7 separate regions of the Mus musculus genome follow, and all the other regions are linked to region 1. A link is a loop called in an ENCODE intact Hi-C map of the cell type or tissue named here. Cell type or tissue: heart. All regions are shown on one strand.

The links. Hi-C counts contacts between places; a loop is a spot of excess contacts. Peaks named below come from ENCODE experiments on the same cell type or tissue, not always from the same donor. Only the 100,000 strongest peaks of a DNase experiment are listed, where the experiment ranks them.
Region 2: it touches region 1 in a loop (2.1-fold over the local background); 4 of 42 quality-filtered maps call a loop at or near these places.
Region 3: it touches region 1 in a loop (4-fold over the local background); 2 of 42 quality-filtered maps call a loop at or near these places.
Region 4: a loop joins it to region 1, with 2.7 times the contacts of the local background. A loop is called at or near these places in 3 of 42 quality-filtered maps.
Region 5: a loop joins it to region 1, with 13 times the contacts of the local background. A loop is called at or near these places in 11 of 42 quality-filtered maps.
Region 6: it touches region 1 in a loop (7-fold over the local background); 14 of 42 quality-filtered maps call a loop at or near these places.
Region 7: a loop joins it to region 1, with 3 times the contacts of the local background. A loop is called at or near these places in 27 of 42 quality-filtered maps.

What each region holds. Positions count from the first base shown.
Region 1 is chr10:87,852,811-87,856,810 of GRCm38, forward strand. The region is part of intron 1 of Igf1os (a long non-coding RNA gene); the gene reads right to left. Among named protein-coding and RNA genes, the nearest start is that of Igf1, 4.2 kb to the right of the region's middle. In heart, a CTCF peak has its summit at 1,782 (motif pointing right); no DNase peak of the experiment used is centred here; H3K27ac peaks cover 1,359 bases.
Region 2 is chr10:88,144,686-88,148,685 of GRCm38, forward strand. Parpbp (PARP1 binding protein) reads right to left here and starts at 2,256. Exons shown (of 11, transcript NM_029249.2): 1 at 1,811-2,256. Nup37 (nucleoporin 37) reads left to right here and starts at 2,307. Exons shown (of 10, transcript NM_027191.2): 1 at 2,307-2,387; 2 at 3,477-3,694. The coding sequence starts at 3,539. In heart, a CTCF peak has its summit at 2,283; a DNase peak (open chromatin) is centred at 2,306; H3K4me3 peaks cover 2,487 bases; H3K27ac peaks cover 1,506 bases.
Region 3 is chr10:87,594,438-87,598,437 of GRCm38, forward strand. No RefSeq gene overlaps it. Among named protein-coding and RNA genes, the nearest start is that of Pah, 75 kb to the left of the region's middle. In heart, a CTCF peak has its summit at 2,429 (motif pointing right); no DNase peak of the experiment used is centred here.
Region 4 is chr10:88,065,150-88,069,149 of GRCm38, forward strand. Gm30233 (a long non-coding RNA gene) reads right to left here. Exons shown (of 2, transcript XR_871930.1): 2 at 2,924-3,550. Among named protein-coding and RNA genes, the nearest start is that of Gm30233, 23 kb to the right of the region's middle. In heart, no CTCF peak of the experiment used is centred here; no DNase peak of the experiment used is centred here.
Region 5 is chr10:88,117,584-88,121,583 of GRCm38, forward strand. All of the region lies in intron 6 of Parpbp (PARP1 binding protein), which reads right to left. Among named protein-coding and RNA genes, the nearest start is that of Gm6653, 16 kb to the right of the region's middle. In heart, a CTCF peak has its summit at 2,340 (motif pointing left); no DNase peak of the experiment used is centred here.
Region 6 is chr10:87,969,977-87,973,976 of GRCm38, forward strand. No RefSeq gene overlaps it. Among named protein-coding and RNA genes, the nearest start is that of Igf1os, 110 kb to the left of the region's middle. In heart, a CTCF peak has its summit at 1,782 (motif pointing left); no DNase peak of the experiment used is centred here.
Region 7 is chr10:88,302,245-88,306,244 of GRCm38, forward strand. It overlaps a transcript of Washc3 not described here. Among named protein-coding and RNA genes, the nearest start is that of Gm51779, 33 kb to the right of the region's middle. In heart, a CTCF peak has its summit at 2,284; DNase peaks (open chromatin) are centred at 977 and 2,257.

The sequences.
Region 1 (4,000 bases):
AGGAAGCTGCCAAGGAGAGAGAGGAGAAAGGGACACTGTGACCGTGGTGACAGCCTCATCTCCTATATCATCCCAACCCCTGGAACTCACCTTACCCATGCCTGGAATAGCACTTGTTGTGTTCCAACTTGGAAATGAGCTTGTGCTTCAACCCCTAACTCAATTCCAGCTTGTTAAAACATCTCTAGATCCTTCCAAAGACTGATTCCAAACATTAGTGAGACTAACAGAGATCTAACCTATCTAGAATGTAATTAACCTATTTACAGGGTGCTATTTTTTTTAAACATCCGTGGCCTTTGTTATCAGCATTTGTCTTGTAACTGCATTTGCTTTCCCAACACAATAACATGTCATGCGGCATGACACTCAACTGCTACACTTCCACACTTCATCCATGTGCTGTCCTAACTATTAAACATTCATAGTTTCATGAAACTATGAATGCTATGTATATAGCATTCATATACATACATATATATTGTTCTTTTGAGACTTGGGTATGTATACTTAATATTCAATTTCAAATTATTTAAGGTCAAATTAAGAAAGGCATAAAATACATACTTCTTTTTTCTCATAGGCAGACTCTGGATTTAAGTGTGTGTGTCTCTCTCTCTGTGTGTGTGTGTGTGTGTGTGTGTGTGTGTGTGTGTGATGAAACAAGAAAGGGAGAGGAAGAGAAGATCTGAAAGAAGAGGGAAGAGACCAATGGAAAGCATGTGACATGAAAGTGGAAGAAAAAGCTATTTAAGGCCAAGAGAGGAGCAGATGTGGGCAGAGAGGCCAGAGGGAGGCGAATAAGAACAAATTGTAATGATGTCTAGTAGAGAAAACCCATAGTGAAGCCCACTACTTTGTATACTAACTTTAAAAATAAAATAAATTAGTTCCTAGAAAATAATAATGTGTTTATTCTAAATGCAGCATCCCTTCTCTTAAATAGGAGTTCTTAAAATCAGATGCCTAAAACAAGCCTTGTAAATTATAATAATGTTAAACATTAATATTAATAATATAAAACCTTGTTATTGAATTCTGGCTAGAAACTACCACCTCTAAAAACTTTGGGTTTGAGGTCTTCTGTCCCTTTGTTAGTAAAGGGAGAAGCAAGATGGGGGGGAGGTGTTCAAAACAACCAGGGTCAGATTGAAACTTTCTTCTTGGTAGATTCGGGATAGAAAGAGGGTTAAAAATGGAATCACGTCTGTATTTAGTGAGTCTTTGACTGCAGGTGTTCTAACCCACATTTTGAAAACCGAGGTGTCAGAAACTATGAGGAGTACACAAGACTGAATCAAGCTCCACTCGGGAGCATCTAAATTTAGGTTTCATGTAATACATCATTTTTCCATCCAGCGATCCTTACACCCCGTGTCATTTTTTTTTTTTTTTGTATTAATAAAATGAGAAACCTGGCCATTTTACTCAGTGGCTTTATGCTGTTAAAAAATATTTTACTTTTGCTATCATTTATCCTTTGTACTCTGATTCGTTTAACGCTGTGTTTTAAGCTCATACCAGGAGACTAGACATGAAGAAGTCATCGCGTAAGTTTATGGTATTTCTTTCCCCCTGAACACCTCTCCCCTTTTAAATGATAGTGAGGTGAATATATGCATCTTTATTTTAAAATGTTTAATTAAAGATATGCACAGCTTATGCTCGAGTCTAGGACTGTTCAACCCTCCCCCAACACAAACACACATACACAAACACACAAACACACACAAAACACACACACTCTATCAGACACATGCCCAATAAAGATTGAAGTGGCAGTTTCCCAAATGCCCACAAGAGGGCGCGCTTTTCTAAATTCCCAAGGAAAGAGCCCCGAGGTGGGTTCTAGCCCGAGGTTTGGAATTGGTGTATCCTTGCCCACTTTCAATCTAGACAAGTACCATGAACTCTCAAATTCTCTCTCTCTCTCTCTCTCTCTCTCTCTCTCTCTCTCTCTCTCTCTCTCTCTCTCTCTCTCTCTCTCTCTCTCTTTCTCCCTCCCTCCCTCCCTCCCTCCCTCCCTCCCTCCCTCTCTCTCTCTCTCTTTCTCCCTCCCCCCCTCCCTCCCTCTCCCTCTCTCTCTCTCTCTCTCTCTCTCTCTCTCTCTCTCTCTCTCTCTCTCTCTCTCTCTCTCTCTCTCTCTCCCAGCCCACACTTGCCCCTTGCGGTGACACCTCATCTACCACCACTAAGACTGTTTTGCTCACAAACCCACATCAATTTGGTTTCTGTTTCCAGTGTTTGTCCTTTTGACATTTTAGCAGAAATCACATCCAAGTTTGATGTTGAGAAGAAACACCGATTTCTTCAGTGAACGGATTTGTCGTCCCCTTTCCCCCTGGGAAAGACGTTCCTTCAAGCAGTTACAGCAGTTCCCCGAGATAGAATATGGCTTTCTAGGATCAACAGGAAGGAGGCTCTGGGCAGGAGCTGTGAAGAACCTAGCAGGTCTCCTCTCTTTAGCACATTGTGTTTTGTGATACATCCCTTTCCTCTAAGATCAATGTTATGTATGCATGCTCTCCACATGTGGTGGAGACATTGGATCTCAGTCCAGAAAACCTGACCCACAAAGAGGGACACCAGTGTTACCAAATTCTCTGCCTGGTGGCCTCTGGGGATGCCAGAGCCCCTTTCCTCCAACTCTCCACCCAGACCTTCTCTTCTCCCCTCCCCCTCCACCCTGCTCTCTCTTGGCCCTAAACAATCCATCCTTCTGCTTTCAATTCAGATGTGTTCTACTATTTACTTTTTCTTCTTTCTCCCTGTCTTCTCTTTCCCTCCTCTGTAATATTCGCCACGCGCATGCGCACATACACGCACCACTAACAATGTTAGCAACTACATTAAAGACATATTATTAATATGCCCAACAGTACAACATGACCTTTGAAGGTGACCCCTCTCTACGGAACACAGAGGAGCTGGGGATAAGGCTCCAGCAGAAAGGCCAGGGAACCAGGGAATGGCTCGTTTTCTGCGACTCTCAGCCAACCTTCGCTTTCTGAAAATGAACAAGTTCATTTTCTTTCTTCCTTCCTTTCTTTTTTAAAAGAAAGGTGTCAGAAGTCTTCTGAAGCTGTGGCTTTATGCAAATACACCGCTCAAGTAGAAGGCTCGAGGGGAGAGTTATTTATAACCAACAGGCATTGCACACGCAAAAGGTGAAACTGTGGATCCAAGTCTCCAGAGTGGATGCTCTCACGATGAGCACATCTTTGCAGCTAGCTATTTTTGTGGCACACAGTTCCCATATCTGTTAGATTCCTTTTCCAGACAGGCAACTGTAGAAGCATTCTCTAATTTCAGAATGACCATGGATATTCGTCTCCAGTGGGATTTTTCCTGGCCTGAGCTCTCCCTCAGACCCTTCCTGCTGTACCTCTTGCTTTCTCTCCTAAACAGGCACAGTGCCCATAGTTCAAGGTCCCCTTCATCTTTACATTTACACCTGGAATCTACAAAGAAAATGGACATTTCCCCAGGAATTATTGACCCCTGCTTCGTTGCTAGCTCACCCTCCCTGCTAATAAAGACCACTCCCCAGCTTGAAATTCATGGCAATCACTTCAGGAAATTGCTCCCCACCCCCACACGGAAACCGATAGTTCACCTCAGAGTGTGGCCACAGCACAGCTAATGGCAATTACGGTGCACTGAAATTCAGTTTGCTTTGATCGGGACATCGACTGGGACATAAGTTAAAAGTCAATTATCCTTTAAGGGTGACTGGGGTGATAAACCCAAGTGATTCGCTGTGTTGGCACTGATGGGGTGCAGTATCTCATGGGATGACGTGTTCAGTCCTCAAAGCAGCCCTTGAGATGAAGCAATGGAGGGTTCAGTCACCTGTGCTGTGTACTGCAGAGCATCACGGCTCAGCACGGCACAGCATAACTATATGGCAGGACATGCCAGTACAGTGGCACAGTATAACGTGGCACAGCACAAAGCATTGCACAGCACAGCACAGCGCCCAGAAAGCACAATAGTCAGA
Region 2 (4,000 bases), 290 kb after region 1:
CATATGTGTTTTATGATGAACACCTAATTTCCTTGACTCTGGTCTCTTTTGGTACATGTTGGACAGGGCATGCCTATGAGTCTACTCCCCAGTAAAAACTCTGGCAGAGTTTCTAATAACTTTCCTCAATAGACAACATTCCCCATGACTGTCACAGCCTGTGTCTGGGAGAACTAAGCATGACTCTCTGAGGACATTGAGAAGCCTGGGCTTGGTCTCCCTCAATCTACTTCACATGCCTTTTCCCTTCACTAACACTACCTTGATCCTTTTGCTACAGTGGTTCCCACCTGCAGCTACACCTCAATGTTGACTTTCCTGCTCCTCCTAGCAAATGACCCCTCTGGGGAGACCTAACTCCCAAGCCCGGGTAAGGTGCTGAAGAAAGCATGCAAAGAGAAGTAAGGTATTCCTGCTGCCAACTGATACAACTCACAGCCATGAAAGAGGCAGCTTATCCTGGGGAGACCCCATCAACATGGAAGGTGAGCCGGCAGCACCAGTCATCTGCTCAAGGCTAGCAGAGGAATCAATAACTTAACCAGCCCAAACTGCCGACCCACAGATTCAAAGCAAATACTCGGTTGCTATTGTACAGTGACTATGGTTTTTGATGTTTTGTTACACAGCAAACTGATAATAAGCCAACGAACAAATGAAGCTTCTTAGTGCCAAATACTTTCCATTTAATATTAATTACTTTGTTCCATCTCCTGTGTCCTGATGATGTCAGTCTACAAATGTCTGGTTTTGACACATGAAGAAAATAATGTTCAATGACACGAAGCTAGTAAATAGCCAAAAAAGCATAAATTCAAGATTTCTAAGTTTTCCCTAACTTCTGCATGCATACAGAACCCTTTCAAAATAAGCCTAGATGTGTCTGTATTCTAGGCAGCCATGCTATGGAATCAGTCCCCTCTCTACTTCCAGTCTTCTCTGTGTCTCTTTTTACAAGTCTGCTGTGTGTATATGTTCGCCTTTATGTAAGCACATGTGTATGGAGGCCCAAGGTTGACACTGAGTGTCTTCTCCACTGCTCTCCACCTTGTTGACTTGCCCCGGCATCACTTGTCTACACCTCTAGCACACTGGGGTTGCAAGCAGACTACTACACCAGTGTCTCCGTTAGCCCTGGGGATTTGGATTCCAGTCCTCATAGCTGTCCAGGCGCTTTATCCAGTGAGCCACCTCCCCAGGCCTCACTCACAATTCTCTGATGAGCACCTAGGTTATCTCCTATTTATCTCTTAAAAAACAAAATTGAAGAAGACACAAAAGCATGAGCTATGGGTGATATGATTAGTTTGCCTGAAATATTTTTTTTTTCCATCAACCATTTAAACATGTAAAACCATGTTTAGTTCTAGATCTGGCTATTCACCAACAGGCATCTGGGCTGGCATGCCAATATCCACTGTAGTTCCAGCTTTTCCAGGGTTACCTAACTTTAGATCTGGCTGCCCAGGTATAAGAATGGTCACAAAGCAATCAGGACTATGCCGCCCCCTCTGTTCTACCTCCCAGCCTGTTGTGAAGACTCGATGAGACGCTGGATATGAACAAAACAGAAGGTGTCAGAGGGAATAAACTCTTGCTTTTAAACTGGATTCAAAGTGCACTGGAGCAGAAAATCTGAGACAGGTAGTTGTCGCTGGAAGGTAAAGTGAGAGAGCACCACACTTAGCTAACTATCCCTGCCACCACACCCCTGCATTAGCTGTACCTCGTGATTACCACAAATTTCTCCACGTCCATAATTGGGACTACTTAACAGAATTATAAGGCACCAGTGAAGGAAATAGCCAACCTCCTTATTGCCAGCACTTAGCAAATCTCCATTAAAAGATGACAGGTGACAGTTATTCTTCTTGCCTGGTCCGGAATGGCCCTCTGAAGGATGCAACGACAGAAAATCTGAGAAGCCTGCACTCGTCGTGTGCCAGATCCCCGATCTAACGGACTAAAAGAAGATTTTGATGGGTTTCGGTCTTGCCGAAGCCCTAGCGTCTTTTTTTCCACGGGACACCGTGAAGTCGGGGCGAAGCCACTGCGCAGACAACGCCACTGGCTGGCACGTCGCTGTCACCGAGATGCGTTCGCAGAGCAGCAGCCCGAATGCCCACTGGAACTGCGACCCGGGGGCACAGAAGAGACCAGACCCACCTCGTCCAGTGACCCAGGCTGGGTGCAAGCGGAGGGAGGAGCAGCGCAGCCAGGACGCCGGAAGGCAGAGGTTTGAATCGCCTCGGCGTCCCTTTCAAATCTCGCGGCACGACCTGGGAACCAATCGCCGCGCTCGCCCTCCGACCCGGAAGCAGAGCGGGCGCACGCCCTGGCCACCTATGGTCGGGAGAGCCTTGCCCAGGTCGCCTCCCCTGCTTTAGGTGCGTATCGAGTGCGGTGACCGGGGATCGCCAGCTTGTGCTGCTTCCCCAGGGGCGCTTCCCTGTTCTCCAGAGCTCTTCCTTGTGACCTCGCGAGGTGGGAGTGGGTTTTCTCGGGCGACGCGTGGGGGACACAACTCCAGGGACCCTGGGAATATTGACCCAGGGCTTTAAAGACCTGGAGGTCAGGGGTTGCCATCAAATCCGGACCTCAAGTCCCCTGCATGCCTTATACCTCTCTGCTCTATGGTCTTCTCACCTGCCGGTCCCGCGTAACATGTGTCCAGTCTCTCTGAGATGGGACTTAATCTGAAAAAACTCAGCAGATAACTCAGGATTTTACGTGTTCTTTCTTAGCCTAGGGTGCCTCCTTTTCATTAACAACAAAGTAAAAATTAATTTGCACGTGAGAATGCTATTTCTACAGTACACACTACCTGTCTCGAGACAAATTAGTTGAGGATTGTGACAGGTGTTAATAACGTTAGTATCACACATTACTCCAGAGCCTGTATTTTTTAATCTCCTTATTTTATTGCATGGGTAATGGTTGGTTATAACTATTGCTACCTGATATTATCCTTCAAGGCTCTTGGACTCCATGTGTCTTTAGGCAGGGGTGGGACTTTCCAGTTCATCGGACCCTTGATAGTTCAGGTGGTCTGTCAAATTAGAATGTTAAAGGTCATATAATTCGAACAAATAATGTAGCATAGTCCTGAGATAGGCAGGTGTGTGTATTTGTGTTTTCTCTAGCATGTAGGCCCAACACATGCTAAATCTTTTAAATCCTCAACCTGTTGACGAACTTGGCAAATTTCTTCATAGGCAAAGAAGGGACTATTGGTAGTACCGGCGTTTATGGTACTCTTGCATATGACAGTGTCAGTACAACTTTCCAACTACAAATAGTGCTGCATCTCTATTGCTTAATAATCTTAGGACTCTATTTGTATTAAATTTATTCATGTGTGTGTTAATATAAGCAGACTTCTCTTTTGAGCTGGCTCTGACATTGCTATACCAAGCCCCATTATGATTCTTCTGTTGAATGACAAACACTTTGTAAATTTTGTTTGTGATCCACAGTTTCCTGACAGGCAATAAACAACTATTTGATTCTTACAACTGCTCCAGCTTTGGGATACAAGATGAAGCAAGATGCTACAAGAAATGCTGCGTACACCGTGGATTGCGAAGATTATGTGCACGTGGTAGAATTTAATCCCTTTGAGAGTGGAGATTCAGGAAACCTGATTGCATATGGCGGCAGTAATTATGTGGTTGTTGGCATGTGTACGTTTCAGGTTAGTCCACAAACTATACGGAGTGACAGTAGAGATACTTTATCAGTAATGTGTACAAACCAAAGCTGAACTTAAAAGTATGTTGCTTTTAATACAAGAAAAAAAAATTTTTTGAAGATCTACAGGGAATTCCCGTTACTAATTGTTGAGACATGTGTATACATTATATAGATGATAGATGTAAAAACAATGAAGGTCTTCTTTCACCAATGATTCGTAGAGGTGTATTCTGATAAAGTCCAACATAACTGAGCACACATGTATTTCTATGTATTAGATACACTTCAGATTTCCCCACATCATTCT
Region 3 (4,000 bases), 260 kb before region 1:
TGTGAAGGCCATCTAATTAGTTTCGAACCAAATGCCAAGATAAACATCCCAGTCCTTAAAGAATTCCAAGAAGCCATGTGACTAAGGCACCTTCAGGGGTAAGGAGAGGGCACACCACTGGTTAATCACTGCTGCTCATTAGGGCTCCATGGGAGATTTAAAACTCTATGCCAAGAGTCCACCCACAATTGATCCAGAATTTCTTTCTTTGATGCCCAGGTTTAGGGTATGTTATTGATTTGTTTTTGCCTTTGTTTTTTGTTTTTGTTTGAAAGAAAAGCAGCCATAGCCATATCCTGTCAGAGTTGAGACCCTGTGGTCTATAAGATACTCCTTCATTTCTAATACATGTCACATGCCTGAGGCCCTCAGATCAATTGTTTTGCTGATTAGTCAATTCCACCCCGATAGCCATCCTGGCATGAATATCATATGGCTTTTTCCCCATTATCTTTTTACTAGATTTTGAGATAATATGGCAGTGGTGTTAAGGATTGGTGGAGGCTGAGATCATGCTATGTCAGTTGAATATCTGACTCTACTTATGGATGGTGTGACATCAGCTAAGTCATACAGTTGAGCCCTAATTTCATCATGTGGGGACTGGAAGCAATGGTAGGAACTATGCTAGCTTAGATCAGTGGTTCTCAACTTTTCTGATGCCGCAACCCTTCAATACAGTTCCTCATGCTGTGGTGACCCCAACCATCAAATTGTATCATAACTGTAATTTGTCTACTGTTATAAATTTTAATGTAAATAAATAATCTGTGTTTTCCGATGGTCTTAGGCAATCCCTGTGAAAGGTTGTGCAACCCAAAAAGGGGTCATGACCCATAGGTTTAGAACCTCTGGCCTAGAATATTTTGAATATGAGGCTGGGAAACAGTAATAAAGATCTCAGTGCAGTGACCATTAGAGGGTCTTCTCAGGCAGCCTGTCCTGCTAAATGTGACACAGATCTAGAGCGTAGGAGGGAAGGGTTGACTCTTGGAAGCTCACTGGGTTACAGAGAATAGGCAGACCCCTTAGACGATGGCCTTGGATCCAGAGCTTTCCCTGGAAGGAGAATTACTTTCTTCACGAGAGAACTCCATGAACCTTTGGTGCCTGTTTGAGTCTTGGCTCTCATACTTAGCCTTGGGTGGCCATGCATGGATAGAAGAGGCACTCCTACGATCCCTTTGCAGAGATAAAATGATGAAATACTTGCTTAGTTCTATTGAGATTTGTTTAATATACTGATCTTTATATTCAATCACTTTAGCCTCGCTATGATGCTATGAAGTATGAACCTAAGCTTTCAGCTGGGAAAACCACAACCCGTAGAAGTCAAGAATTTAGCCAATGGGTTCTGAATACATCTTTAATATCTATCAGGACTCAGCAGGAGTAGGGGCACTCGCATAATTAGGGTAAATGGAAGAGATTAAATAGATAGTGTCCAAGGAAATGTAAATGGGAGAGATGTCCTATCCTTGCAGTGAAAGACCTGTTGGAGGAACAGTGATCTGGATTGGAGGGAGGACCCAGGACTCAGGAGGGAAAGAGTTCACAGAACAGCTACCCCATTCCCCTCCTCTTTGTCCTCTTTCAGAGTTCTCCATTGCCTCAGTGGCAACAGATAAGACCAGCTGATGCTCAAAGCTTCCTGCCTAAGCAATGCCCGGGATTTCTCCCAGTCTATCCTCTCTAGTGTTAGTGTGTGTGTATTCCCAACTCTCTTAACAAAAAAGCTCATATTTAGCAGCCATATAAAAAAGAGGTGGACATAAGGAACAAAAGGAAGTAAGGCTGGTTGGAGAAGTTTGAAAGGTGGGATCTTCTCAGAGATGTTCTTGGGAAGAAGCAGTGGGTACATCTCCACTTCATCACACTGTTGTTTCAATGAAAAAAAATGCATTAAATATCTGTGTAGCTTTGCTGAGGCTGGCTGTTTCTGTTAGCAGAATTTGCTAGCTAGCTGTCTAGCATCCCTGCATCTTCACAATTTTATTTAGCATTGAGCTGATTCCTCCTTCAGTGAGTGCCAACCCCTCCCAGAGGAAAGGTTCAGAGTCAGAGTACTTGGAGAGTCACACGGGCCCAGACCAGTTCCCTGGGTTTCCAGAACTTTCTGTCCCTCTTTGTCTAGAGACCACTGGCCAGCCATTTATTCTGCAAATGCAAATACTTACTGCTCCCCTGCCATAAACCTTTATCATCTGTACACAGATTTCTATGCAGGGACCACAGCTATGAAGCACTGTACTTTCACCAGAGCCTTAAGTGTGGCTGAACCCTCTGGCCACGATGTCTGCTTTTATACCTGGTGCTTTAATAAAGAACACCTTGCGAGTTCTTTTAAAAATGACAGGAGAACTGAAAGCATCATGGCTGTTAGTTTGTTTCACTTTCTCACTTCACCTGTGAGCGTCATCCTGTTTTCTGTCCAGCTGGGGGCAGCATATCCTTACACAGAAAAGGACCTGAGAGGAACCAAGCCATCTATCTGCCTTTTGAGCCCCTGGCTTTCAAACACAATCTGTTTCCCAAATTACAAAAGTATTCCAAAGAACTGCGCATGAAAAAGACAACCCTAAAGTCAGATGAGGTTGAGAAGCTGAGGGTTAATCAGGCTAAGCAGGACTTTCCAGAACACTTAATATTCTGTCATGGTAAAAAAGTAGATAGAATTTGTATGTTTTCACCATAAAGGCATGATTGCTTGAGGGCACGTGTTTAACCTGATTTGAATATTTCATGACGAAACAGGCACAGCAACACCACACGGTGTTCCACCAACGTGTGTGCCTTTGATGTTTTATGAGTCCGTTGGAAGATAAATTTGATGATGGAAAATCCCCAGCATGCCTTGTGCTTCCCCTGCAGGGGACCTATCACATCTCCATGGTAACACCCAAGGGAACAACCAGTATTCTGTCCTGTTCTACAAATGAAGAAACAGAGGCACAAGACTTAGAAGCAATGACTGAGTTTCAAATAGAAACCATCTAGCCTCGGGACTTGTGTTTGTAACACTGTAACCACACACCATATGGTAAAGGAGACTCCAAGAGGGAGATCTGAGAGCACTGCCTAGATGTGCTTGCTTGGGAACTCCTTGATCGTTCTGATTGCCTTACAGCATTGATGCTCGAAAGAACTGCACTACAAAAATTGCTTCTGCAACTTCATCCTTCTCTGTCCCTCATCCTCCGAATATTAGCTACAGATATTAGCCCTCAGGTCTGTTATCTAATTGAATAGAAAACACTTGAGCACATGATTTGCTGGGGACTCACTTGTCATGTTCATCTCTGTTCTCAAAGCAAATGATACCAAACCAGTTATTCACATGCCAATTAAAATGACAAATCTTGGGGAAGAGGGTGTAGAAAAGAGGTAAGACTAGGAAAGCAGAGAATAGCTCAGTAGGCAGCTAAATACAGAATCCTGGAGACATTTGTTTATGTTTGCTTCCTTTCATAAATTCCAAAATAAGACCTAGAGTCAAACCGATGTTGGAGTATCAGAATTAGAGGAAGCGTGGCAAACATGTGACACACAGGTCTTTATAGGTATGGCATGTCAGACCTCTGGGTACCAAGCTTGGTGTTTTCAAATTTTCAGACATTTCTATGGTAAGTCAAGGATATTCTTTTTCTATAAATATTCTGTTACAATTATATACTCAGTATCCTCTTTAAATTATTTTACATCATTTCTTACATTTAGATTGCACATAGCTTGATAGTAAATATCTTCCTTCCTCCCTTCTTTCTTTCTTTCCTCCCTCCCTCCCTCCTCTACCTCTCCCTCCCTTCCTCCTTCCCTCACCCCCCTCACTCTTCCTCTCTTCCTCTCTTCCTCTCTTTCTCTCTTTCTTGTTTTTCAATACAGGGTTTCTCTGTGAGGCCCTAGCTTCCTGGAACTTTCTCTGTAGACCAGGCTGGCCTAAAACTCACAAAGGTCTGCTTGTCTCTGCTTCCTGAGTGCTGGAACTAAAGATACATGCCAC
Region 4 (4,000 bases), 210 kb after region 1:
TACAAATCAACCTGAAACAGCCGTTTCCACAACAAAACAAGCTTCTTGTGATTCTAATAAAACTAAAGTAGCAGAGGTAATTTTAGCTCATATTTTTATATAATAGAATTTAATCTTAAAAAGTTCAGGATACAGATGATCATAAAGAAAATACATTTACTCCAAATGCTACCTTGAGAAATAGTATTGCTAAGTATACAACTTTAAATAATCACACATATAGAAATTAAATATAAGCTTATTTCTTTTTTTTAGCTGACTCAATTTTTTTATTTCCATTTTTCCAACATAGATGAATGTGATGCAAATTGTTAGAAAATAAGAAGCTCAGAGCTAAGTACATTATCATACTCTACTGAGAAAAAGAGAGAGAGAGACAAAAAACAAAAACTTTCCTGGTGACGTGAGAAATGTCTAGAAATACTGACTTCCAAAGGTTGCTAAAATGTGCTGGAAACTCTGTTCCTTAATTTGACTGTTGATGCTATTGTCTGTGCCACAAATAATTACAATATCTCATTTTTATAATGTACCTTCTCCAAGCAGTTCAAAGGTCTGTACTCAAAGAATTGTATTGCTTCAAGTACATACATTCATTATTACTATTATTTACTGTTGTTGTCTTGTTTTGTTTTTCTAAGACAGGATCTCTGTAGCCCTGTTTGTCCTGGAACTCACCATGTAGACCAATCTGGCCCTGAACTCAAAGAGATCTGCCTTCCTCTACCTCCCAAGTGCTGGGGCTAAAAGCATGCGCCAAGACCATATATATCGCTCATACGTAGACATACACATATAAATGTATATCACACACAATCACAAAAACAAGGAAGTTTTCCTAGTTACTAATAATGCCCTACTCAGAATTATTTTTCCCTTGCAGAGTTCTAACAATGATATCAGTACAAATGACAACTGTGGCCCTTTCTAAATGTTTTATATTTTCTCTGTTAGTGTTTGATAGTCTCACACATATATAAATATATTTTGATTGCACAGATTCACCCATCAGTCACACCTCTCTTTTTCCTTTCTCATTCCTGATAAGTCCACTCTTGTGTGTGTGTGTGTGTGTGTGTGTGTGTGTGTGTGTGTGTGTGTGTGTGTTTTATGTGCGACCTACTGACTTGAACTAGGGTTCCTTCCATGAGCATGGATGATGGATTATTTAATGGAGCATAGGCAACTTACCAGCGGCTACACTGCCAAAAAGACATACTCTCCCTCTGCATCCCCTCAGCAAGGACTAACTGCAAATAACTCCTAAGGGAGGGGTGCAGCTTCACGATCCTCTCCTCATCCAGGATGGAATCTAGATGGGTCCACCTTGTACAGAGCTCCGGCAGGTAGGCACAACTGCACAAGAGTACAGTGGTCAAGTCATATGCAGAAGACAGCATCCTTCAGCACTGGTCCCCATCCTCCAGCTCTTTCATTCCTTCCATCCTCTTCCACTATATTCCCTGGGCCTTGAAGGGGTGGATGCACATATCCTGTTTAGGGCTGAGCACCCAATAGTCAGCTATTCTACTTTAAACAGTTATGAGTCTCTACATTATTGACTGTTATTTTTGGTTCTGGTACTGTCTCATGTAGCTCACGCTGGCCCTGACCTTATGATACAACCGAGGAATTCCTTGAACACCTGATCTTCCAGCTTCTACCTCCCAAGTGCAGGGATTATGGGCATGTGCCACCACATGCTTCTTACTAATGAATTTGTTGCAATTTCTGATACAATGATCATGGATAACAATTGCCATACTGGTGTTCACCTGACAATAGTGGGAGTATTTCAATGCAAACTATTATATTGGTTTCTGAAATATAATTTTTCTTGTGTTATTCTTTAATTTGAGATTTATTTTCCACTCCCTCCATCTACCCTCTATGTCGAATCTATTGCACCTTCTCAGTGAGATTCAGGAGTGGAAACAGGAAGGACGAGGTTGGGGAAGGATGGAGAGAGAGAACAGGATGGGAGGTAAGCGGGAGCAAATCTGGGCCAAGCTAGAAACCTAGGACCATGGAGACTCCCAGGACCCTAGGTAAGACTTCCAGCAATGGGAGATATGGAGCCTGAACCAGCCACCTCCTGTAACCAGGCAAAACTTCCAATGGAGGGATTGGGACACCAATCCAGCCACAAAACCTGAGGCCTACAATTTGTCCTGCCTACAAGATGTGCAGGGGTAAAGAGGGAGCAGATAATGAAGGAATGGCCAACCATTGAGTGGCCCAACTTGAGACCCATGCCACGAGAGGGAACCCATCCCTGACACTATTAATGATAACTTGCAGACAGGAGCCTAACATATCTGTCATTAAAGAGGTGTCACCTAGCAACTGATAGAAACAAATGGAGATACCCGCAGACAAAAATAGGTAGAGCTTGGGGAATCCCGAGGAAGGACTGAAAGACCCAGAGGGGTCAAGGACACCACAGGGGAAAAAAAAAAAAACCCCAACCTACAGAATCAACTAACCTGAGCACAAAGGGGCTCACAAAGACTTAACCACCAATCAGAGATCATGCATGGGATGGACCTATGCCCTGGGCACCATATGTAACAATTGTGTAACTGGGTCTTCATGTGGGACTCCTAAAGCAGGAGCAGGGGATGTCTCTGATTATATACCCTGCCTTTGGATTGTTTTCCCCTACCTTATCTAGCCTCAGCAGAAGATGTGTCTAGTTACTACAACCTGAGATGCAAAGGATGTTTGATATCCTCTTTTCTGAGGAGAAGAGAAAGAGGAGTGGAAGTGTTGGGAGGGGAGAAAAGAATAACAAAATGACAGATAAGGGTGTATAATAGGAAGAGAGGAGGGAGGGGAAGCTGAGATAGGGATGTAGAGTAAGTAACTTAATTAATACAAAATAATTAAATTATAACACAGTACACCTAAACAAAAAGGATTCATTTTCAGGCATAGCTAAAGGATTTAATCTAATATTTTAAAAGAAATCGAGAAAGTCACATCTGAGGTATTCAAGGACATAAGGTGAGCTCATTTTAAATGCAGCAAAGGTGATCATAAATTAATATTCTTGCATGCCCTTGCTGAGAATTTACTTCATACAACCAAAATATACTAAGGACAGTAATGGATGTTTAAGATATAATAAGACTGATACTATACTATACATAAAAACAAAAAAATATTAGATGAAGTCTAAGTGATCATTACAAGGGAAGCCAGTAATTTGAGATGGCTATGTGGTCAGATTATGAACTCTCGTACAACTACAAGAAACAAAGCATATACAAAAAGAACCTCTCAGAGTCTTCTCTGTAACTACATTCGAAGTAGAAGTAGGTTTATGTCTTGACGTTGTGATTTAAGGAAAAAAAAATGAGTGATTAGTAGACATTTTAATATCAGCTCTAGAGATAAGAATTGGGATTTCTCTCAGGGTGTGGGAAAGGAAAAACAAAATTCAGGAAGGGGTTGAATGTGCCCTGGAGAGTTCTCAGCCAGAAGCATCCGAATGACGTCATGAGGTGCTTCACTCAGCAGTCTTCATGCTCTTACCCACCACAGAGACCTAGAAAAGAAAAGATCATCATCTCAATAAGCATTTGTCCCAACAACCAAAAATGTTCCACTGCAATTTCAATTTTCACTTCAAGACTTCTGAAAAAAGTGGCAGGTTCCAAGCCCAGAGCAAGAAATGTACAGGATTGTACAGGATGAAATAGAGAAAAGAAATGTACAGGACGGATTGGCGTCCGAATCATGCCTTGGCAAGGAAGCTTGTGCTCAAGTGAAGTCTCTTCCAGTGCCAAAGATGGGGCAATTTGAGCTTTAGGTTGGATAATACCAGCATAATGAAACAGGAATTAAATTTAAGTACCTAAGTTTCTGTTGACATCTAGAGAGGAACTGGCCACCTTTGGAAGAAGAGAGGCACTCTCCCCCTCCCCTTATTCTGAATGCAGCAATAAATAAAAATAATCAAGAACTTCTTCATTTCTTGCATAAATCATATCATTGA
Region 5 (4,000 bases), 260 kb after region 1:
GCAATTTATTTTTCTTTACATGATGCATGTTTATGTATGTTAATGATGTGGTGGTTAACTATTAATATACAAGAATTGATAAATGTGCAATCAGTCCTTTTGAAAAAAACTAGTATTAGTTGATCATAATGTAGAGCCATTAAGGATGACTACTATAGAATACACTATATGCATATATAGCTATTGTATGTATTGTATCAACATTTTAAACTAAATGTTTTATAGTTATAAGTTCTGAAGTCTTGTCAATAATGTTTGTGTAATTCTGGTTCTGGTTTGTTTTCCCCTAACTACACTAGACTTGTTCTTATAGTCGTGAAATGCTATTCATATTGTACCTACATGATTCCTCATGTTACGGAGCCCTGTAAGTAATAATGCAAATACTAATGGGCAATTTTAGCACAGTAGCTACAATTCACAGAACTTCTGCCAATTAAGGTAATGCTGGGTGAGGTTACTAGCCTGGGAAAAATTAAAAATGGTCTTCCAAGTGGTAAGTGTATCCCTTTTATTGAAGTAGCTAGGTCAATTAATTATACATGTTTGTTAAAGCTACAAATAAACTAACAAAAATTTTGAGCAAAACACATGAAACTCAAGAAGGAAGAACAAAATGTGGATACTTGGATCCTTCTTAGAAGGGGGAACAAAATACCCATGGAAAGAGTTACAAAGTTCGGAGCAGAGACTGAAGGAACGACCATCCAAAAACTGCCCCACCTGGGGATCCATCCCATAAACAACCACCACACCCAGACACTATTGCAGATGCCAACAAGAACTTACTGACAGGAGCCTGATATAGCTGTCTCCTGAGAGGCTCTGCCAGTGCCTGACTAATACAGAAGTGGATGCTCACAGTCATCCATTAGACAGAGCACAGGGTCCCCAATAAAGGAGCTAGAGAAAGTACCCAAGGAGCTGAAGGGATTTGCAGCCCCCTAGGAGGAACAACAATATGAACTAACCAGTAACCCCAGAACTCCCTGGGACTAAACCACCAATCAAAGAAAACACACAGAGGGACTCTAGCTGCATATGTAGCAGAGGATGGCCTAGTCAGTCATCAATGGGAGGAGAGGTCCTTGGTCCTGTGAAGGTTTTATGCCCCAGTATCGGGGAATGCCTGGGCCAGGAAGCAGTAGTGGGTGAATTGTGGGGGGGGGGGGGGGGGGATTTTACGAGGAGAAACTAGGAAAGGGGATAACATTTGAAATGTAAATAAAGAAAATATCTAATTAAAAAATTGATAGAGATTCAAAGGATAATTAAAGATGAAAGAATGTCTTAGTTGTAAATCATAAAAATAAAAATTTTCACATCTTAGGAAGAACGTTATCATTTATTTTACCCCATTCCTTCTATAAGAACAAAATTGCTGAATTCTCAAAATGGTGTAATTCATTGCCGGAACTGTTTCTAGGAAAAGATTGGCCAGACTTATAGTTCAACTACTTGCCAAGGTTAAGATGTTGGTCACTAGCAAACATTCTAAACACTGCTACTGTGACTGATTCATACATTTCCTAACAAAGCAGCCATTAGACTCTCTTGTGTCGATTGGTAATCTAGTAGCTTCATTCACGCTGCTGCTTTTAGAACCTGGAAGCTACAGAAGTCTTGGACGCAATCGTCAAGGCATTCTGGGCTCTGCTGGCTTTACACCATCACCAAAAGTTTTTGAGGGAGCAGAATGAGACAAGGGATAGAGGGCACATGAGTGGAGAGTAAAAGGAAGAATGACTTATTCCCCAAACATACCTTCTTGCTAATTTAAAATAAACATCCAAAGGAGAATTAGATCAGAGAATTACACCGTAGCTCCCAACCCCACCACACTACAATCCCCGGCAGCAAACACACAGAGACTGGCAATGAAAACAACAGTTCAAAAGGAAAGTGGCTGGCAGAAATCCTAGGTAATACTAGAACAAACATTTCAGCTACGTTATTACTCGGCATTTTACTGAATACAGTGTGTCTGGCTCTGCCATTATGTATTCAAGAATTTGATAACTATTTGCTTTAATAGTTTTTTAAAATTGAATATGATTAAAGGTGCATTAAGTAGTATAAAAACTCTTCTGAAGTATTTTCAAACAAAACAATAATTAACAATACATGAGACAGGTAATTTGCATCCAAATTAATATTCTGTAACCACATATTTAGCCTAATATATAACATAGGTATTCATTAAAAAGCTGTGTGGTAAGCCAAAAGTACATTTTTAAATTCTTAACAATAGAACCTAATTAATTTATATAAACTGGAGCTTCCAAGGCATTTTTCAGGTAAAAGTATAGCATGCATTTTCTGGTGGCATCTACTGGCAAAGTTCAGAAATGCAGCCAGCTTAGCTAAAATGACTCCATGAAGAGTGGGCAGAGGACAATGATTGTCCAATGGCATTTTCTTCTCTGCACCCCCCCACACACACACATCCTATCTACACATCTTCATTCTTCCTTGGAATAAAAGACCATATACTGCTTCCTTTATAAGGCAAGCACAAACTTACCCTCTGATACAAGAATTAAGTCTATCTTTATGTCTTAAGTTGTAAGGTGAAGGAACCAAGAGGAGACGGAAACCAGAGTGAGAGGTGGGAGTTAGATTATACACACTGTACATGCTGACCACAGTTCCTGAGGTCTCTCCTGTGCCTAGTATGGAATCCTGAACTATCAAAACCATTCAGAAAGATCAGTCTGCCTGACCTCAGTGCACTAAGAGGACTGCGCAGTATAGAACCGGAGGCAGGATGAGCAACTCAGACAGGGAAAAGGCCCAGAGAAAAAAGGATGGGACTCAACAGGACAGCAAAACCCCGACCTGCTGTAGCTACAGGGATAGAGTCATGAGATGCAAACATGGTAAAAATAAATAAATATAAATAAACAAACAAATAAGTAAGAGTCAAGTTAAGGCAGACTTAGAGATGTGTAAGACTTAAACTTGGGTAGCTGGAGCCACAGGAGCTATGAGAAGACGCTCGAACAAGTGACCAAACATGAGGAGTCAAACCCTCCCGATGGTAACCAAGGCCAGATCCCGGAAGAGCACTGACAGAAGGGTAGGAAGGAGAGAAGTGTGAGACACTGCAGAGTACACAGGAACTGTGCTCTACTCTGTGCCAGAGACTGCAATGGCCGGTACAGTCCAGTGCTGACAGTGAAGGCAACCAACAAACTCTTACACTTGCTGCCCAGGAAGAAATGAGTCAAGCCTGCCAACAGAGAAGGGGAAATAAAGAAGAGCACTTTTCATGAGTCTGAGCAAAAAGATGCAGAAGGAACGGGAACAGAAGCTGGCTGAGGTTTTCTTACTATCCTGATAGACGATGGATAAAGTCCAAATCAAGAAAAAGAATAAAAGTGTAAGATGAAATGCGTAACTATAGAGTAAACGTTCACTCAGCTAGCGGCTTCCCCACATCTGGCTCACTGCAAGTTTATCCTTTAGATTAAGCTCAATTGCGACCTTTGTCTAGGCATGCTTTCCTGACATCCTCATCAAGCACCAACAAAGCAGGCCAAGTAGGTCCTTCTCACTGTATCTTTTCCACCTAGTCATTAGTAATCTTGCTATTTTGAATTATAAGATTAACATACTGTTTAAAAAGAAGAAAACAAAATTGTCTAAGTAGACTCCCACTTGAAGACATTATTTAGATACCCACTTCTTTAGTGTCTTCCCCAGAAAATGGGGTAATTATTCATGAATGCTTTAAATAAATGGCTGCTAAACTGAAGAAATATATTATCTCATACAAGGTTGCCTATAAAAGAAATGCATTTCTAACCATTTGGTCTATTTTCCCAACCATACAGTCCACAAGAATTTTAACTGATTTATTAGACTGAATGTATGCATTTATCTTGCTTCCTCCCTAAACCTTACTGAAGTCAAAAAAAAAGAACAAGCCAGATTTTTAAATACATTCAGAAAAAGAAAATAGAAGACAATACTAGTAATAGTAGAGTCATTACATCAA
Region 6 (4,000 bases), 120 kb after region 1:
CTGAATGCTGGGTGTGATGACGCACGCCTTTGATCCCAGCACTTGGGAGGCAGAGACAGGCGGATTTCTGAGTTCGAGGCCAGCCTGGTCTACAAAGTGAGTTCCAGGACAGCCAGGGCTATGCAGAGAAACCCTGTCTCGAAAAAACCAAAAAGAAAAAAAAAAAAAAAAGGAAAAAAAGAAAGCCACCTGAAAACCAATTGGCAAGAAAACCTGAGACATAGGATTCCCTGTAGTACTGATGACATGAACTTTTCAAAGGGACCAGGAGATACAAGAGCCCACACCATGAAGTATGTTGAGTTTGACCCTCTGGTTCGCAAACGTCTTTAAAACCAGTTCTGGAGGCTGGGAAGGCTGTGAAAAAGTCGGAGGTACTCAGCCTTTCCCAGTCCTCGAGGCTAGAAAATGAATCACCAATTCATGTTCAGTGCCTGCTGATTATTTTATAGCCTAGGGTTGAATCTGAAGTGGATGCTGTTTCAACCTTGTGGTGACCACACTGGGCTCTAAATATGATGTGGTAGGATGTCAGAGCGGCACCCCAGTGTGCCCTGTCAGGACTTGCAAGTCCTGAGGACCTACAAATAAGAAGTGCACCCTGTCTGATATCTTCCCAAGCCTAGGCTAAGATTTGTATCTTTCTATTTGACTTGCAAAAAATACAACTAGCATAGGACATATGTGTATTGGGCTCATTTTCACAAATTCTTTTAGCCATCCCTATGTAGGATCAATGGAGGGTTTAGAGGCTTGACTCTGAAAGAGCCAGAGTTCAAAGGATCGTTCAGAAGCTGGAAGATGGGAGATGGTACTCATAAACAATGAACAGGACAGTCTGTTGAACATGCCAGTTTGGCAAAGTCAGAAAAAAGTTATTTCTTTTTGGCAAATTCTTTGATAACCTCACACGAAACTTCCTTCCTTCCTTCCTTCCTTCCTTCCTTCCTTCCTTCCTTCCTTCCTTCCTTCCTTCCTTCCTTCTGGAGCAAGAACCCCCAGGATTACTGTGGCAATAGTGAAATATGAACCACCCAGCTTGCTGAAGGAAAAGGAACCTTTTATTGGAGGGTGGCATATGCCAGATGTTGTCTTGGAACTTAAAATACACTGTGTCAGCAAGTCATGGCACCCCTAAATAAGGTGGAGCCTAGTACCCCAACTTATAGTAGAGGAAGACAGAGTTAAAACAGGGAAACTTCAGAAAGATGCACTCTTTGCTATTGAATAAAGAATGAGATCTGAGAGGCAACAGTATCCAAGCCTTTCCCAGAAGAAAATATGTGTTAAGTTTTCTCCAGGAGGAAGGGGAGAAGGCCAAAGGAGGAATTCTTGGTATCTAGTGATCCAAATCACAAGTATCAGAGTCCCTTACAGTTGAGTCAGGACTGAATCAATAGGCATACATAAAGATTATAAGGCAAGAAACCAGAGTCTATCTACCATTGTTTTTCCCAAATTCTATGAGTACTATCTTTGGATTATCAGTGACTTCCCTAGTCCCAAACAATGGAAAGGCTGAGACAAACAATGCATCATCTTTATGTGAAAGCTACACACTTAGCCAGATCCCCAGCCTCCTCTAGTGACTGGCTCTCCTTCCCACTCAATTCTCCAGCACAGGATACCTCTCCTGCCTGTTCTCCTATCCTGATTCCCACTTGAATTCACCCTCTAGCAAAGTAGACACCAGCTCTGGACTAGGCCCTTTACCCGCTAACAGGGAGTCTTAGGGTCTCAATTTCCAGAGTTGACCAGGAATGCCACCTGCTGGTAAACTTTTCAGAACACACGGCCATAAATTCTATAAAAGAAAAGGTTTATTACTGAAGGATGGAGCCGTGCCCTCCTAGCTAGGCCTGTCGCTGAAGACTCAAATCTGTCTGCGGATGGTCCCTGGCATCAGCTGACTTAGTGACTCTTTGGGCCCCTCTCCGTTTAGAAAGTTCCATCTCTGCTTTCTGATCTCAAGTTAAACTATTATCTTAGAAACACATGAGGAAGGGATAAAGGCAGTTGGAACAGGTCTTGCTAACTGGGTCACTGGAGAGGTGGGGTTCTTATCTGTTGCCCCTTTCCTCTTTCCAGCCTAGAACCTAGGCCCTTTTAAAGGACATTCTTTTTCCTGTCTGTCACTGAACAAACTGGGCTCCTCGCTAACCTTTGGTCCTCAGGACTTTCTCTTTATCCCTGATGGTATGTTGTATCCCCCCTAAGCTTTTCTCTCTCCCTGCCTGAGTTTTTTTTTTTCTCTTCCCCCAACTTCCAAACAAAAACACTCCTGTAAGTCAGTAATTAGACTGCTAAACAGGAAGAAGTTAGGGGTCATTGCAGAACCATTTCTAAGTGAGCCATCTGTGCTAAATACCTCAGTACATTATTTTAACTCACCTGTAAGTGAGGCTTTGTAAGGTGTTATGCTTAACCTGTCTTCCAGATGAAGAACTCAGGCTAAATCATCAAGTTTTTACAAGCAGAAAGTAGCAGAACCATGTACAAATAGAAAGGGTGACCAATTCAACCTGCAGACTAAACTTCTAAGACCAGAGAGGGGCTGCATTTAGTGAAGACGTTTTGTTTCCATTTTCCTATATGGGTGGTACTTCTATTAGTCAGACTAATCTGGGTGCTGCTACGTTTACAAACCTTTACCAAAGCATGGGAGGTTTAGAACGAGGTTTATTTTTGACTCCTGGTATATTGTGTTGTTGATGAGTTTGACTTCACTATCGCCACTTACAACTCAGACTGACAGAGCTACCATCCTCTGGGATGTTGCTCGTGGCCAACAGGTAATAGCACTAGAAGCTTCTGCCTGAATTGTTGACTGCTGTCAACAAATCTGCTCATATTTATTAGTCAAAGCAAGCAGCATGCCCACACTTTGTGAGCTGTGGGGGGTATATGGAATTACCAGGCTACTAATGTGCTATTTATCATAAGGACCCTGGATAAGTAAGAAGTCTAGAAATACAGATGAATAACTCTAGTGATTGCTTAGTTCCAAGTTCATGAGGTTGCCTTGTGAGTCCTCTCACTCCTCTAACTCTACCATATGCTCTTGTTTGTTTGCTTTGAGAACAAATCCTACTAATTTATGGCAATGGTTCCTTAAGAGCTACTAAAGAGACTTTGCTTCAAGTATAAACTACACAGGCAACATTTTATACCATACTAATAAAATCAATATTCAACTAAGAAGTGGGAAATGAAGACTCCATGACATAATATATGCAGATACTCATAGCATAGTTCCTGGATACAAAACAAGCACTCAATAATTGTTAGCTTCCTTAAACATTTCAGACTCCAATTAATCTTTATATGAAAAACACATCCATCGCCGCAACTGCCAAAGACCATTGAATTCCAGAAGCCTTTCTGGCTGTAATACTCATCCCTAGACACATGACATACTGTACAACTACGATGAAAAAATTAATAATAAATGGGCTGGAGAGATGGCTCCGTTGGCAGAGAGCTTGCCATGCAGACCCAAGGACCTCAGACTGAATCCTTGTAGCCCACATAGAAAAACCAGGTGTGGTGATATTCAACTCTTGTATCCCATCTGGGAAGGCAGATAGAGCAGAGCCCAGGACCCCACTGGCCAGTCAGCCTCATCTACCTGGAGAGTTATAAGTCAGGGATGGACACTGTTTCACAGAACAAGGTATATAGCAACTGAGGAGAGACACCCAAGATTGTCCTCTGACTTCTGAATGCACTCATATACACAATGAACTTTGTCAGAGTTGTTCTACCCATGAGAAGAAGATGTGAGAAGTGACTTCTCGGGTATGACAGTTCTTTTCACACAAGCTCTTTCCCATTTATTAGACATTTTTGGATAATTTGTATATACCTAGTTGTCACCATCACCCTTCTCATACAGTTGTATGTTTGTTCAGAATCCTGGAGGTTGTTTTTTTGGGAAGTAAAAAAAACAAAACCACATGGGCATGCTGGGGTTTTCCTATTAACTTCTAGAAAGATAGAA
Region 7 (4,000 bases), 450 kb after region 1:
AAAATGTGCAAGTCTCTACGTAAGAAATGGTGTTTTCTCATTCCTGGCAAAGCCCTGGCAGGATGAGGCCCTTCGTGTGTTTACATAAAATGTTAGTCCTAGAAAATGCTTTAGAAAGCAGACCCAGCTGAGGCTTGGCTGGAGTGTGAGAGGGGAAGAGGAGCCTTTCTCCATCTTGATTGCTGTCTGTCTAGGTCCCCAGGCTTGATTGGGACTGGTATCCAGGCTAAGCCTGAAAGGGGCTCAAACAAGCCTAGCATCTGGGGTGGGGCCCAGCTTGAAGACAGCGCATGTGTTTTGAATTGGCAATTCTTTTAACAGAAGCAATTTGGAACCCAGTCAGGGAAGCTGCTGCTGGGACTGTTACAGCCATTTTCCGTGTCCCCTGAGGGCAGTGCCTCTGAAGGGACTGCAGTTAGATCCTAGGGAGAACTTGACATTCACAAGTGACTTTGAGAACTTTGCTATTAGTGAAGGCTCTGAAGAAAGACGAGGGCATCGCGCACAAGTGTGTGCTGTGTTACCTGCGGTTGGAACCAGAAAGTGAAAATAGGACCCCTTGATATAATAATAGTTCCCAGCAATGACTCCATCATTTGACAACCTAGTCCAAATCTGAGCTTACGGGTTCAGTAACTGGGGCCAAGTTTCTACTCCACTGTGGTTCTCGGTTTCCTCACCCAGAGCGGAGCGACTGAGGTTGAAGTAAAATATACCCCACTTTATGGAAGGTGTTCGGCGGATACTCATTTCATCTTTTTCTTATGAAGCTTTTCCTAGTCTGTGACTCTATGATTCAGCACTTCCTGGAATTCTAAGGCACCAGTAACTTTCCAAGAGTGTAAACTGTCTCCTCTGTCACGTCCAAGTTCTTCCCAGCATCCCTGCGAGAGGAGCGGGGTAGTGACTGGTCAGAGATCCTCAACTGAGCTCGGTGTTCCGCGTCGGCTTCCTCTTCTGCTCCCATTCGGACAAAGATGAAATTGTCCAAACAAGTTGTTTCACAGGGTAGTGGAGCCCTGGTGGGTGTGATGTGATGCTTCACACCCCTCGCTGCTGGTGAAGATTAACATCTGGAATCTCTGGAACACCCAGGACTAGGTCGATTGTAGTACTGGGAGGTTGCACCCTGTTTAAGAACAGGAGTCAGAACCTCGAGCACTGGAAGGGCTGGTACTGAGCAGCCTCACTTGAGAGCCTTGGTCACTTTCTATATACAAAGAAATGATGCTGTTAACTGAATGTTGAAAATCCTCTAAACTCAAAAGTTCTCTGAACCAGCCATGTACAGACTATCTCTGTGGGAACATAGCCTCTGCCTCTGCCTGTGGGCTACCGTCCAATTCCCATTTATACTTTCTTCTGAGGGCAAGCTTTTAAAAGGCTTTTGTGAAGGAGTCTTCCTAAATGGAACCCTTACATTCAGGGAGTATTGGTTGGGAAGACAGGACATACACAGAAAGAAACCAATAGCCTGCTAAGTATTTCCGAAGGACTTGAATGTTAACTCAGTGGTAGAGACTTTGCCTGTATACACAAGACCCTGAGTTAAGTCCCTAGCACCCAAAAGGGGGAAAGTCACTCCATGAGTTAATTGTGTTTAAGTTGGGCTGCCTTCATTAATATGTGCCACATGACAAAGATGATAAAAAGATATGTATGTCCATTTTGCACCAAAGCCCCTTATAGCCTGCCAGATCATTAAAAGCAGCAAAGTTATAGAACATTAAGGGTTTTTTTTAATTTAAACAAATGTATATTCTAAAGACATCTGTCTCTCCCCTGTATGGATAGCAATATGTAGCCCAGGCTAGACTTGAATTCCCCATCTTCCTGCCTTAGCCTTCTGACTGCCAGGTTTAGAGTCGTGCATACCACACCCTGCGCCCTCCTTTTTAATTTATAATAAAAGAATTTATAAAGAAAAAAATAAGGCCTTCCATGGTCAACCACAGCTGGCTCAAAGTGAGCACAAGCCACTGATATGTAGATGAAAAGTCTTGCTTTATGGGATTCCACCCCCCACCTGATCTCTGAGGATAAGGGCAAAAGATTTCTTTTCTGAATTCTGTCCCTTTCTTCCACCACCACCACCACCACCACCACCCATCCAGAAGAAACAGAAATCCAAAAGGGATAGGAGCAAGTTCTCAGTAGCTTTCCATTCAGTTGAGAAAGGATCTGCTCAAGTGCCCCTGGTTGCCACAGCTCCAGCCTGGCCCTTCCTTGCCAAGTCTGGAGTGTGGCAGTCATTATGACAGTCCACTAGCGCCCCCTGTGGTCCATTTCAGGAAACTAGCCATGACCTGTAAATTTGCCGAACCTTTAAACCTTTCTAACAAATCTCAGGATTTCATAATCATAGTTGCAGCTTTGATCCCTGAGGAACAACTGGAAGCCACGTCCCGTGGTTATCTCCTGAGCATACAGGATACTGGAAAGTGCCTCTTCAAAAGCACCCAGCCACATAAAAAAGACAAAGTGTGGAATTAGTTATGAGCATTATTATGTAAGGCAAAGGGGTTGGGAAATGCTGGGTTAAGTAGGATTCAATAAATATTAAATATGAAGGTTCTTTTCTGCTCTTCTTCAGAGCGTCTGACGTGTAGTTTATATCTCTCAAGGGGAAATGATATTTCTCCCATTGCCAGAAGGAAGTGTAAAGAAATTGTCACTCCGGTTTGTAAATGAAGTCCCAGGAAGGTGACAGAGTTCCCTTGGAGGTGGGGGTCATCACTAACACACACACACACACACACACACACACACACACACAGAGGGGGTGAGGAAAAAAGAGGGAGAAGGAGAGGAAGGAGAGGAGGGAGAGAGGGAGAAGAGTGTTCATGCTGCTATAGAACATGGTTGTTTGTAGAACAGAAAATGGCGTTACTTTCAACCAGCTGTGTTGGGGAATCAAGTAGACCCTTTTCATGTTCAGTTTGGTCCACCTCTTCAGGGAGAATTGTTCCCAGTTCTCTGTTCTGAAAACCAAAAAACCTCTTTTGTTGTATGCAATTCTCTGTTCAATAAATACTTATTAAACATCAACTGGATACACAAGCAAAATAACACATGGTCCAAGAAGAGCAAAGATTGGATGGATGAGATCTCTGCTCTGTGCTGGCTGTGTTCGTGGACAAGCTGTTTATCCCCCTTAAGAGGCCAATGGGACTGATGATAGCAGCTCCTTTGATAAAATATGTTGAGGATTTAATCCCACAGTGCTCAAACTGTGGGTCTCAACCCTCTCTTTTTTTATTAGATATTTTCTTCATTTACATTTCAAATGCTATCCTGAAAGTCCCCTGTACCCTCCCCCAGCCCTGTTACCCTACCCACCCACTATTGCTTCCTGGTCCTGGCGTTCCCCTGTACTGGGGCATATGATCTTCGAAAGACCAAGGGCCTCTCCTCCCATTGATGGCCGACTAGGCCATCCTCTGCTACATATGCAACTAGAGACACAGTTCTGGTGGGTACTGGTTACTTCATATTGTTGACCCAAAGATTTATTTATTGTATATGTATGAGTACACTGTAGTTGTCTTCAGACATATCAAATCCCATTACACAGGGTTGTGAGCCACCATGTGGTTGTTGGGAATTGAACTCAGGACCTCTGGGAGAGTAGTTGGGGCTCTTAACCACTGACCCATCTCTCCAGTCCTCAACCCTTTCATCTCAGCTATCCTGCATATCACATATTTGCATTATGCTTCGTAACAGTAGCAAAATTACAGTTACAAAGTAGCAATGAGGATAATTTTATGGTTGAGGGTCACCACAGCATGAGGAACTGTATTAAAGGATCACAGCATTGGGAAGGTGAGAGCCCCTACTTTAATAAGGTAATACCCACAGAATGGCTAGCACAAGGCTAGCATATAAAGGAAACTCAGTAACTATTTATTTACTTCAGTTATTGTTGTTGTTGTTGTTGTTGAGATAATTCAGGCATGGCGCCTGCCCTCAAGGACTTGATAGTCCCTTGAGAGACAGA